2 separate regions of the Homo sapiens genome follow, and region 1 is linked to region 2. A link is a contact called in ENCODE Hi-C or POLR2A ChIA-PET data. All regions are on one chromosome and are shown on one strand. Each heading gives the region's core, a stretch centred on a gene start or an enhancer-like site at or near the end of the contact. The rest is flanking DNA. Distances are from core to core; before and after follow the strand shown.

The links. A loop is a pair of places that touch in the nucleus more often than their neighbours do. ChIA-PET counts read pairs that join two places held with the same protein, here RNA polymerase II (POLR2A). Pooled maps may share reads with other maps.
Region 1: a loop to region 2 is called in a pooled map, with 4 times the contacts of the local background. The contact joins the enhancer-like site here to the promoter of KRTAP4-11 in region 2. A Hi-C loop is called at or near these places in 5 of 50 pooled maps. POLR2A ChIA-PET finds 5 or more read pairs at or near these places in 2 of 52 experiments (CD4-positive, alpha-beta memory T cell and activated CD4-positive, alpha-beta T cell).

Annotation. Positions count from the first base shown.
Region 1 is chr17:41,339,794-41,346,182 of GRCh38, reverse strand. It overlaps KRT33A (keratin 33A), which reads left to right. Exons shown (of 7, transcript NM_004138.4): 7 at 1-91. The coding sequence ends at 64. Among named protein-coding and RNA genes, the nearest start is that of KRT33A, 7.8 kb to the left of the region's middle. Within about 2 kb of position 4,507, at least 4 of the 41 ENCODE cell types and tissues checked have a DNase peak (open chromatin) inside an H3K27ac peak, as active enhancers do.
Region 2 is chr17:41,116,478-41,122,971 of GRCh38, reverse strand. It overlaps KRTAP4-11 (keratin associated protein 4-11), which reads left to right and starts at 4,599. Exons shown (of 1, transcript NM_033059.4): 1 at 4,599-5,791. The coding sequence starts at 4,657. The coding sequence ends at 5,244.

The DNA.
Region 1 (6,389 bases), core at 3,258-5,757, 220 kb before region 2:
CTGTATCTCTAATCCCTGTGGCCTACGTGCTCGGTGTGGGCCTTGCAACACATTTGGGTACTAGAGGCCCCACAACCAGGAGGAGAAGAAAGGCATCAGTCACACCTCAACTCTACTTCATCCCAACATCTCCAACAGTGACCACACTTTGGAAAGAGGCAGAAACCTTTCTATCAACCCTGGCTTCCAGGGGTCAGCTCTAGCCTTCCACTGTATTCCCTGGCTTGATTCTTCAGCATAAGGCTGCAAAATCTGTCTTCTGAGTCACATAGAGAGACCTACAGCAGGATCAAGATCAAGCAATATCTATCACCATAAAGACACATTTGCATAACATGTTATACTTGAATAAAACTTAAATAATACAATTTAGAGAAAATTCCATTAAATGTGATAGAGCTGATGGGCATGCTATGAAACAGAACATAATTGGAGCAAATCTTCCTTGTCACTCTTGGTCTTTGGAGATGCAATAGAAATCCTTTGTTAACCTCCTAATAAACTGTTATTCAAAAGTTATAATTGTCTGTTTCACTCATTAATTCCAAAATTGGCTGTCTTGTATAAATTAAAAAAATAACCAGAGTTTTTCCATCAGATGAAGAGGTTATTCACCCCATATATGGCCTATGATTTCCTTCAATGGAAAAGCCTCCATGAAAGACTATTAACCCGGATTTAGTGTTTGGGAAGAAGGTGGTGGGAAACAGAATGGCAAATTCATATGAAGGTGTCTTTAGAGACACAGGAACTATTTATTCTGAAACATTAAGTGGAGGGATCCGAAAACCTTTTGAGTAAAAAAAAAACCTGTACTGAGGTAATATAAATCTATCACCTTAACATATGGTATATAATCTCATATACACATATACATAACCACATACCATATAAGCATATGTACACCACACACACATGCACACACACAACCATGCTGTGCTGAAATGTTTAGGTAGAAAGTAGGAAGGAGCAGCAAAGGGTAGAGGGATATAGTGGCCAGGAGGAGTGTGGGATCTGCTAGGCTGGATGGTGGGGAGGTGCCTTTGGTTCACCTTCCTCTCTTTGTTCCTGCCTCGGCACTCAAGGACTCCTTGTGACTTTCTGTAGTTCTATGATGTGGGCCTGGAACTCTATGCTGGAGTTCTCTGCTCAGTTGCCTGGGGTCTGCGTCAGATGATGGAGAACTGTGAGTGGGTTATTTGGCGGAAAAGTCTCTTTTGTCCTAGTGAGCCTTGAGCTTTGGCCCCACCTGTTTTTATTTATATGCAGTTGGGACCATCATTATGTCACATTACTGCCTTCAGTGGCATCCAGATTTGGCAATGTTTAAAAAAACAAAAACAGCAATCAAGTAAGGAAACCCAAGGCCCAGCCCACAAATGAGATTGAGTCTCATTTTTCACTTCTCTACTCCTACTTTTCTAAATCAATGATTGAAATGAAGAGATATTGAGAATGGGAACTCTTAATAGAGATTAGAATATCATCAACCTATGAGAACAGGTAGGGAGGGGCAGGAGGTAGAGTGGGGGTTGGAAATTCTCTCCAAAACTTGCAGACCATATATTTAGGTGTGGTAGAGATGTCCAGGGAAAAATACCCAAAACCTTCCATTCAGGGCTGTGGATACCAGAGGACAGCTAAGGAGACCAGCCCTCAACAGTTGCTCGTGGCCACCTTCTTCCCTTAGGTGCGGACCAGTCCTCTCTTTTGCGTTAGGGCTAACATAGAGAGAATGCTGAGTCTCAAAGATTGGTCACTCGCTACTCCATTTGTCTTCAGCAGCACAGTCCTATAGAATGGAGAACAGATGTTCCTGAGGATCTGAGAGTCTGGGCTCCTTTTTAGTGGAAGATCATGTATATAAAACATTTCTTTATTTGAGTTTGGAAGAGAAGAATCAGTAGAAAAGGTCTTTATAAACTTTAAAAATAACCTGGATAGGATACAGATTTCAATTAAATCAATGTAGAAAGTCACCTCATCATTAATCATGAATGTCTGCTGCTTGCTTGGAAGGAGGAGATAAATAATGGGTTCAGAATCCTTTCTTTCTCTCTTGTATATTTCAGCAACAATGCAGAGGCAGGAAAAAAAAAGCAAGAATTCTTAAAGGCGAGGTTCTGTTATTCAACCCTGGGCTTTCCCAGGTGCAAACTTAATTTCTCCTTTCTGCAGGTTCCCAGGTCTGCAGTCGCTGAGGTCATCAGCTCCTCGAGCCAGGCCTTCTCAGAAAACAGTGCTCTGAGGGGAGAGGCCCATAGCAAGGAAGCAAGGAAACAAGACCCTGGGAAATGTCTCCTAATCCCTGCCCCACCCTTCCCTGTGAAATAAACCATGATGGCGCTGGGCTATGAGTCTTACCCACTAGGAGATGGTGTGGGATGCTGTGATGAGAAGAAGAATTATGGCTTGTTTTGGAGGCAACATTTTTTGGTCCTGGTTTTGGATATATTGTTGACTCCCCTGACCATCAGAGTCCTCCTTTTGAGAGACCTGGCCTGGCAGCATTGTGGGGTTGTGAAGATCCCCTGTGTATGGAAGTGCTTTATAAATGGTGCAGCATGGTACCTATGTAAGACTCAGTATTCTTGTTGTTGACACTTTGACCTTGAATACGAATTCCTGGGCTCTTGGGATCTAAGTTTGATATTGTCTAGTCCCAGTAAAACATTCTACTCAGCCTCCTAACAGCCTGTTTGCTCCTATTTTTGACAGATGTGAACCGAGCTCCTATTGTCTCAGTTTGGAGAGCTTGCCTGAGAGGTGACATTTGCATTGAGACCTGAAAACAGAGAAGAAACAGAGCAGAGGGAAAGAGCTTTCCAGAGAGAGGGACAGAAAGTCAAGGAAGGGAGGGAGTAAGGCAGTTGCCTTTGAAGAAGGGAGCAAGGCCAGGGCATCGGGAGTGATGAGTAGGGGAGGAACAATCAGCCTGTATGTGTGGGCAGTGGCCAGGGTACATGGGGGCTCGCCAGTTCTGTGGAGGATCCGATTTCATTTCAAGGGAAGAGGAAAGCCTTGGGAGAGTTAAAAGGATGAATTTGATTGACACTTTTATTAAAAGGAGTGCATTGGCAGCTGAATGGAAAATAGGTTTACTGAACACTAACATTTAAAGTTTCAGGGTAGTGGATGACAATTACAAGTCAGGTATGTCTTCTTTTATGTTTCAAAGAAGAATCACTGACATCTAACAACAACTGCTCACATTTCTCATCAAAAACAGGAGAGTCTGGCAGCAGGCACCAAAAGTCCCAAGAATGGCTCCAACTATAAAAGGATATGAGGATGACATGATCTGTCCCTTGTTATTGCAAAATGCACACTGACAACTTGATGAAGTTATGTGCCAGGCAGGTGGGCCCCGGCCCCACCAGGCTCCTCGCTGAGCCTGCTGCAGGTGTGCAGAGGTAGCTTTCCCTCACTCTCACTTTTTTTTTTTAAACTTGTAGGGACAAGCACAGGACTGAAATGTAAAGTGTAGGGGGAGCCCTTGAAACTATTGCTATGGAATAAAAGATGAAATGCTCCTGATTATTGTAAATACAAAGTTGCATGCAGGATTGTGTAAAGACAATGCCAGGCTGGACTACCAGAATAAGCCAACAGCGTGTGATGTGCTTCCCCCTGCAGAGTCTATGAACGGAAGGGCAGGCAGGGATGTTTCACATCACCAAGATTCCTATCCCAGAAAAGCAGATGTTCATAGCTCTGAGAACGGAATGCGACCCTTGAGGAGAGCCTATAAACGGACGCATGAGGGGTGCATGTTCATATGGATAAGATAGGGCTATAAATGCCCTCATCTTGCCACAGCTCTTCTAGGCCTCTTTAGGGTTAAGGCATTCTCCCTTCTGAGAATTTCTGGTCTAACCTGTTGTCTAGCTTCACGTCCTGTTTCTATGGATTGTTTGTAACCAGCTTTTGCTGCAACTGTTACTGCTGATTAATATCTTGCTAATCACAGGTTATGGAAACACTGTGTTTCTGTTTTAAGGCTCTGTTAGAAATTACTGATGCACATACTATATTGTAAATTCTTATCTCTGTATATTGTACTTCTGCATACAGATGTTATGTTAAAGAATTGCTTCATCCCCATGTGACCATCTCACCTCATAATCAAATGACCCGAAATCCCTCACTAACCTACCCCCACCCTCACTAAACTTAATAACAAATGCTATATTTATATCCAGTGCATTGGTGGCATCGCAGGACCAGAAGGCGGTGACCCCCCGGACCCAGCTTTCACTATCTTGTGTGTGTCTATTCTTTCTCAACCTGCCAATCCTCCTGGGAACAAAGAGCCCCATTGCATTGCAGATTGCTGGCCAGATCCTGCAATAGTAAAGCCTAGGGAGGATTTACAGCCTCCCCAGTCAAAGATGTATTTACAAAAAATTCAAACACTTGCTCAGCTGCGGCCTGGATGTGATGGCATCTACACAAGATGACTTCCTGCAGCGGCACAAATGAAGCTGTGGGGGATCCCGACGAGCTAAAGCTTGGGTGTGGCACATGGGAGTGAATGTGTTTAAAGTTTTAAAAGTGGTTAAAAGGTGAAAAAAGAAAGGCTAGAAACCAAACCTCAGAAAAATCATGCATTTGAAAGTGACTGCTTTAGTTTTCAATCTGGTTTCAGTCTTGTAACCTCTATCTGTATCTCAGCCTGCATTGTGTTACTATGCTTTTTAAGCCACGGTTTCTTAAACTGAAAATGGGAGACTAATAACCACCTCACTTTTTTTTAAATAAAGGTAGAATCAGATTATGTTGCAAAGATGCTCAACCCAACCAGATACATCATAAGTGTCCAGTAAATGGAGTTCCTATTCACTTCCTTAGCAGCCCTGCATTCTGACCCCTTTCCTATTGCTCATCACAGGGTCTCCACAGCCTTGAGAATAAAAGGTTTTGCTCATTTGAGTCCTTCAGTAACCAGGTGAGAATCTAGTTTCAGGTTCTCTCAAATTGAGGGTTGTAGAAGACAGGCCAGATGGGACAAGAAACTGAAGAATCTGAGCTCGAGGGCTGAGAATCAGAGAGAAATGAATTCAGATGTGCCTGCATGCATCTGTGTGGGTCTGTGCACCTATGCTTGTGTGTGTGAGTGCAGGTGTGTGTGCGTGCTGTGTTAGGAGGAAGATGGCTAATTATGATTATGAAACTGGTGGTATTTTTGCTGATTATAACAATCAGAATTTTCAAATGGAAAGATAAAAGTAAAGCACAGAGCTGGTGGTGTCAAAGTCATAGGAATTTTAGTCACTTTATGGGAACTGGTTTCCACTTATGCCTATTTTCTACACAGGAAACCAACAATTAAGTGTATCATTAAAGGCCTGGGTAAAATTTAACGTGTTTGTATTTCCTGTTAATAATTATTTCAGACCTGCACATGCTGACTTCATCTTGGTTGGTTGTGGAGGCTGACTGACTGCTGGCTGCTGTGAAACATGAGGGTTACCAAGACCCTGAGAGCAGAGGGTGTGTGGTCCATTGTCAAAGAGCCAGGGGGACACGTGGGAGGGTCACTGCGGGAAGTGACTGCAGGCCATGCATGGTAATGCACAGGTATGACCAGCACAGAGGGACATGCCTCTAAGAAGGGTGCACTCTGGGGGCAGGGAAAGGACATAGATGAGAGAGTTTGAATGCTTTCTTGGTAAGTGCTTAATTAGATTGGTTCCCCACGGCAGCATTTTATGAACTGAAGTGCATAGACACTTCAAGGGGCTATAAGAGGGAAAATATTCCATGGGTTAGAGATGGAGAGAGGAGCATCTAGAATTTTGCAACTGAGCTTTAGTGAGCTCTGTTTCACATTTGGATGTCAAGGATTTTAGAAAAGCAGATGTCTGCCTCACTGCTGTCTGTTTAACTGAAGGTTTACACTTGTGCTCTGAGATTGTTACTAAAACAGAAAGAGGAAGGAGAAGAAGAGGAGGACGAGGGGGAAGGAGAGAGAATGAGTGAGGAAGGAAGGAAGAAAGGCAGGGAGGAAGAAAGGAGGAGAAGAAGAAAAAAACAAAATGTCTATTGCAGTTGTCTTAGGCATTTAGTGAATTGTCAGTTTTTTTGCTTGGTCGTTTTTTGTGGCCCTGTTTCTGTCACTACCTTGCCTTTGTCTCCATTTCTAACCCCATGTTCACCCCTTGGATTTAATGGTAGATCCAGCTTTTCTGGTTCTGGCCTTGGGTGCCTCCAGGGCATTATTTGCCCCTATTCTCTCTAGCTTTTCCTAATTCTGGCCTTTGATGCCTCCTGATATATGCCCCCATTCTCTCTAGCTTTTTCTGCTCTTGGCCTCTCAGCCAGGTCTGCAATAACCCCTGTGCACCATTAATGGTTTAGAGAAAGGCTCTCTCTCTGGGTGGATGCAG
Region 2 (6,494 bases), core at 3,350-5,849:
ACTGACATCGATCACTGCCTAGTTTTTTTCTAGAAAAGTCTTTTCAGGCTTAGGCAAATCAATTAGTCATTTTGTATTCTTTAGACAAAAAGAGTGAAGCTGAAGTCATGAAATATCCATGAATATAACAACAGGGGAAACGTTTTGAAAGATTGATCACAACTCATCATCTTTTAAAAAATAATTTCAACTTTTATTTTAGAATCAAAGAGTACATATTCGTATTTGTTACATGTTGTGTGATGCTGAGGTTTGGGCTACAAATGATTCTGTCACCAGGTACTGAGCAGTGGGTCATTTTTAGCCCTTCCTCTCTCCCTCTCTCCCCCCTTTTTGGAGTCCCCAATTGTTCTCATCTTTGTGTCCATGTGTATCCAATGTTTAGCTCCCATTTGTAAGTGACAACATGCAATATTTGGTTTTCTGTTCCTGGAAAAATTTGCTTAAGATAATGTCCTCCAGCCACATCCATGTTGCTGCAAAGGACAAAATTTCATTCTTTTTTATGGCTGTGTAGTATTCCATGGTGTGAAAATGTCACATGTTCTTTATCCAATGCACTGTTGATGGGCACCTAGACTGATTCCATGTCTTTACTATTGTGCACAGAGCTGTGATCTTTTAAAACACTGTATTTCAATTTCTTTTTTTTTCCAGTAAAAGCAGCTATTAGGTGGTTTAGCAAAGTCCATGTATTTTCTACTGAGTCATGTGTAATGAATCCTCAACACAAACACAGTGGATCTCCTTCATTCTGACTGGCAGAGTTTCAATGGGGAGTTCATGCTGCCATGTAGAGAGGGCCACCTTCACGGCCAGGCAGGTGATGGAAATGAAGGAAGCAGGCCTAGTGAAAACTCACAGGTATGCTGGAGACTGATTTTTTTTCTTTTCGTCCAAAGTCATGCCCTTTTTTTAGGATGAAACTATAAAGACCCACATTTCTCCCCAACTAGGGATGCCTCTAATGGGTCATCTCATCTCCAGAACTCCCTATAGGTTCATCTGAGACTTCCACGGAGATTGCCCTGCAGTTTGATTTATCCCAGTGTCAAACTTGATCTTTCTCTCACTTTCCCTTCCTTTCCCTTCCCTTCCCTTCCCTTCCCTTCCCTTCCCTTCCCTTCCCTTCCCTTCCCTTCCCTTTCCCTCCCCTTCCCCTTCCCTTTCCCTTTCCCCTCCCCTCCCTTTCCCCTCCCCTGCCCTCCCCAGTGTTAATCCCAAGAGCATGCTTCAATAAACCTCCTGCATATTGCTCTCCATCTCAGTGACTGCTTCCTGGGGAACCCAGCCTGTCCCCCAAAACAATTTGAAATTCATGATAGCTAATTTGAGAGCTCAAATGACTGACTGAAATGTACTTTTAATATTTTAGTTCCTGAAAGAAATAAGAATGTAAACATAATAGCAGAAAATATATTTAACAGAATATGTAGAAAAATTATGAATTTTATATAAATCACATTTATTATTTTCTAAGGATGTTTAGATCATTTATACACAAATATATGCTCTTTAAACATTTAGACAATACAAAAGAATGTGACAATGTGAACAAAAGTAAGTTTCCCATCATGATCTTTGCCAATCCCATTCAATACCTAATGTTGCAAATTGAGATACATCCTCATTAAATGCATGCATAAAACATGTATGTATTTATTTGAAAACTTGGCTTTCGTTGCACATCTCTTGTTCTGACATTTATTCAAACATTATTTTATGTCCTTCCGGAAATGTTAACATTTTCCTTCACAAAGGCTTGGCAGATTTATTTACATATTTTTCTATTTACTCTTGAGAACTGTGAGTACATGCTTCTTTTTTTTTTTATTATACTTTAAGTTCTAGGGTACATGTGCACAACGTGCAGGTTTGTTACATATGTATACATGTGCCATGTTGGTGTGCTGCACCCATTAACTCGTCATTTACATTAGGTATTTCTCCTAATGCTATCCCTCCTCCCTCCCCCCACCCCACGACAGGCCCCAGTGTGTGATTTTTCTCCATTAAATTTTAGAGAGAATTATTGCTAGTGTATAAAAAGTCTATGGATTAGTATAAGTTCATATTTTATCTGATCTCGCGATTCACACTAATACCCAGCTGACTCTACAGGATTTTACAGGTGTGCAATCATGGTGGCCAAGTGCCTCCAGCCTCAGGCTTGTCCCTGGGGTTCGTCCCCAGCTGCCCACAGTGGGGGCCTTACCATTAACACAAACACTGTTGGGATTTTCTACCTTTCCTGTCTTACTTTCACCGTTTCCTCACTTGTGCTTCCTGGGATCATCCCCCAAATAAATTATGTGCACTCAGGTCTTTTTCTCAAGGTTTGCATTGGGTAGAATTTAAGCTAAGACAACAGATTATCAGCAAACATTTTTGGCTGACTGATACGAAACAGGAAATAATAGTTATTTCAATCAACAAGAGTAAAACGAGGAAGTCAGGAGGTGAAGGAGAACCAGTGCTACCATCTGGCGTTTACTTCCTTCCTGTCTTTTTACTGTGTGAATATAGGCATGCACGTTCAACACTGTATTCTTGGTTATCTATAAACAAGTCTCATTCTATAAATTGAATCTTGACTTCCGCAGTTTCCACGTATGTTATTTATCGGGTGACATGTTACCTATCACACAAATGAGTTTAGTCTTCCTGAAATGAAATTATGATTTCTTTGTTTGGGATGTTTTCCTCCCTTTTATCCAGAAGTCAAAAGATATATACATTTTTTAAAGGACCTTACATGCCTCTATGTCATCAAAAAAACCTTCATTCACTCAACAAACATTTACCACCAGTGTTCTCTGTGCTGAGTATCATGGTAACGAGAATAAATGCCATAGCGCAAGCCTTCAGGGTATTTGCATTGCACGTGGTGGAAAGACAGAAGTAAATGACTATGATACAGGAGAATGTATAAATTATGAGCACAAGGCAGGAAATCATGATACATGAATGGGGTAGCTTAGCAGGAAAGATATTATTGAGGAGGAAATATTTTAACTGGGTCTTGACACATGAGTAGGAGTTTGCAGAGTGGACAAAAAAAGATGAAACATTCCAAGAAGATGAAGCAGTTTCAGCAAGCTTAGCAAATTGTATTCTTTACGGCTTTCTTGGCTACACTAAGACATATTAGGCTTACTTTCTCTTTAACCTTGGACAAGTTGTTTGTTTGTTTGTTTTAAGTTTTTAATGCTTCTTTTGAGTATTCCCCTAAAAGACTAATAAGAATATAAACTAGTTCATAAGGTTCTATTAAAGCGTGAAAATGAAACAAATGTAAGATATTTGGTACAATGCCTGCTACATAGTCAATACTTCACAAGTAATATACATACCATGAGGGTGTATGGAACTTATCCACATATTATACATTTCTTATTTTAGTTGTTTAATGAAAATAATTGTAATTCTTTTCATTTCTGCCAAACTGTTTCCTATCCATGTGTCTTATGCAAGTACCTGCAAGAAAAAGTTGAGGGTTTATCTGTTCTACACCCAGAGTACCCAATAGAACATCTTGGATGCATGTTATTGAAGGCTTAATAATTCTAAATATTCTTTATATATAACAAATGCTTTTGTAAATGAAAAATCCATCATGCAATTTTGATGATCAAAGATTAATCAGGCTGGGTGTTGGGGGCTCATGCCTGCAATCCCAACACTTTGGGAAGCCAAGGCAGGTGGATCACGGGGTCAAGAGATCGAGACCATCTTGGCCAACATGGTGAAACCCTGTCTCTACTAAAAATACAAAAGTAAGCTGGGTGTGATGGCGCAAACCACCTTACTCGGGAGGCTGAGGCAAAAGAATCGTTTGAACCCAGGAGGTGGAGGTTGCAGTGAGCAGAGATCATGCCACTGTACTCCAGCCTGGCGACAGATTGAGAATCTGTCAAAAAAAAAAAAAAAGATAAATCAAAACTTCCTACTCATAATGCATATACTGTAAGACATACAGCAAAATGTGTTTTTACCCTTTAAAGGCAGTGAGTCATGGGTAAGTACTTTCGCTGGAGGCTGTGGAATAAGATCTGACAGAGTTTAGAACTTCTTGGGATCTGACCATCTGCCCGACCATCCGAGATGCACACATGGGATCAGAGTCATCCTCATTACAGATGGGACATCCTTCCCCAAATGAGTGCTTCCTTCTAATTCCTTCCCAACATTTCACCTGACCAGGACATTCTTTGACAACAAAAGATACATTCACATTATAAAAATCATCCCCCATGATTTGCAGACAGCAATCTGCAGGTAGGAGGGAGAGTCACATTTAAAAACAAAATGTCAGAGAGTCCTGTGACCAGTGCTTTGTAAAAGACACTGCATAGACCAGGGACAAAGGTGACTCCCCACTAATGAAGAAATATGACATGCATTTCCAATGGAAACACAGGAGCACAGCAGGAAAAGGAAATGGGTTATTTTCTCTGTTTTGGAGTATTTAACTGGAAACACAATGATGTAATTACATGATTAATTTTTCCAGTAGGTAAATAATAACAAGGAAATAATGATGTGGTGGCAATGGGCCTTCAGGAGGGTATAAAGGGACTACAGGCCCAGGAGACTTCCAAACACAAGAACTTCACTCTCCTAGAAACCCAACTAGATCCTTCACCCTCTGACACCATGGTAAACTCCTGTTGTGGCTCCGTGTGCTCTCACCAAGGCTGTGGCCGAGACCTCTGCCAGGAGACCTGCTGCCGCCCCAGCTGCTGTGAGACCACCTGCTGCAGGACCACCTACTGTCGCCCCAGCTGCTGTGTGTCCAGCTGCTGCAGGCCCCAGTGCTGCCAGTCTGTGTGCTGCCAGCCCACCTGCTGCCGCCCCAGATGCTGCATCTCCAGCTGCTGTCGCCCCAGCTGCTGTGTGTCCAGCTGCTGCAAGCCCCAGTGCTGCCAGTCTATGTGCTGCCAGCCCACTTGCTGCCGCCCCAGATGCTGCATCTCCAGCTGCTGTCGCCCCAGCTGCTGTGTGTCCAGCTGCTGCAGACCCCAGTGCTGCCAGTCTGTGTGCTGCCAGCCCACCTGCTGCCACCCCAGCTGCAGCATCTCCAGCTGCTGCCGCCCCTCTTGCTGTGAATCCAGCTGCTGCCGCCCCTGCTGCTGCCTGCGTCCAGTCTGTGGCCGAGTCTCCTGCCACACCACTTGCTATCGCCCAACCTGTGTCATCTCCAGCTGCCCCCGCCCCTTGTGCTGTGCCTCCTCTTGCTGCTGAGCCCACTGCCCTGGCTCATCTCTCCCTTCACTGCAGGCCCACAGTTGTAGACCATTCTTCTGTGCTGACTATTAGGACACATGGAGTGGGATTGATGTCATTCAGCAGGGTGGACTTCATGTTTCCAATGAGCCCATCACCATCCCACTGACTCTGTGAGAACATTCTGGTTCATTTTAAACTCCCTCCCTTGCTTTCTTTCTCTTCCAGTCATGGCACCAAATATGAAATAATTTGTAATCCACTAGCTAAGAAATTATTCCAATCCTCTAAATTCCTCATTTTTTAAATCGTTTTGAGCCTACAGAATATCCTTCCCAGTGAGGTACACATTATCTCCATTTCAAACATATTATTTGTCTGTCAGCCTTTCAGTCATTCTTTTCTCTTGGAAAGGTAGGAGGCTGCCCCTCCCATGCTCTCCTGCTTTCTCCCTGTTCTCTCTTTGTCTCTGTTTGTTCAAGTTTGCCAGAATTTTTCTATTTTATTGGTTCTTTATCTTTATTGTGTTCACAAAATATATTGTATTAAACTTTTCATTTAGAAATCTTTTATTGTTTTTTGCATTTTTTTGTGATAATTTTCACTGAGTTTACTGATTCATGGGGGTGAGGTGGGAATGCAGTAGAAGGGGATTCTCAAAGCATGATTCCAAAGTAAGACTTCAGGGATGAACTCATAGTGCCAAACTGCTCCAATGTCACGCATAAACTAAAATAAAATAGAAGCTTTTGATTGTTTCAATTTGATATATGGAATGCTTTGGGATAGGTAAAGCCCCAGTATTGTTGTTTGTAAGTTCATCCATGATTTTAGAACTTATGATATCATGGTAATACTCCTCACTCTTCTGTGTCAAATTTAAAAGGCACATCTCATCCTACTGCATTCCATCTTGATTCAAATCAGTTAAGGCAGACTCCAAATGTTATATAAGGGAATTTTGTTATTTTGTTGTCGGTGGACCAGTTCAGGTTCTTGAATTTGCTGTGCAAAAGAATTTGAGAGCAAATCCAAAGTAAGAGTAAGCGAAGAAATTTGTTGCAAAGCAAAAGTACTCTTTGAGAGGCAGAGTGGGGTGCTCAGTGGGAGAGACAGCAGCTAGTGCTGTAAGAGGAATTCCTTTTATGGGAGCTATACGTACATAATCATAAAATACTGGTGAGGTCAAGTATGCAAAGGCAGACCTGCGGTTGGCACATGTGCTCAGGATCCACGTGGTCTAACACCCATCGCATGTATCATTAGCA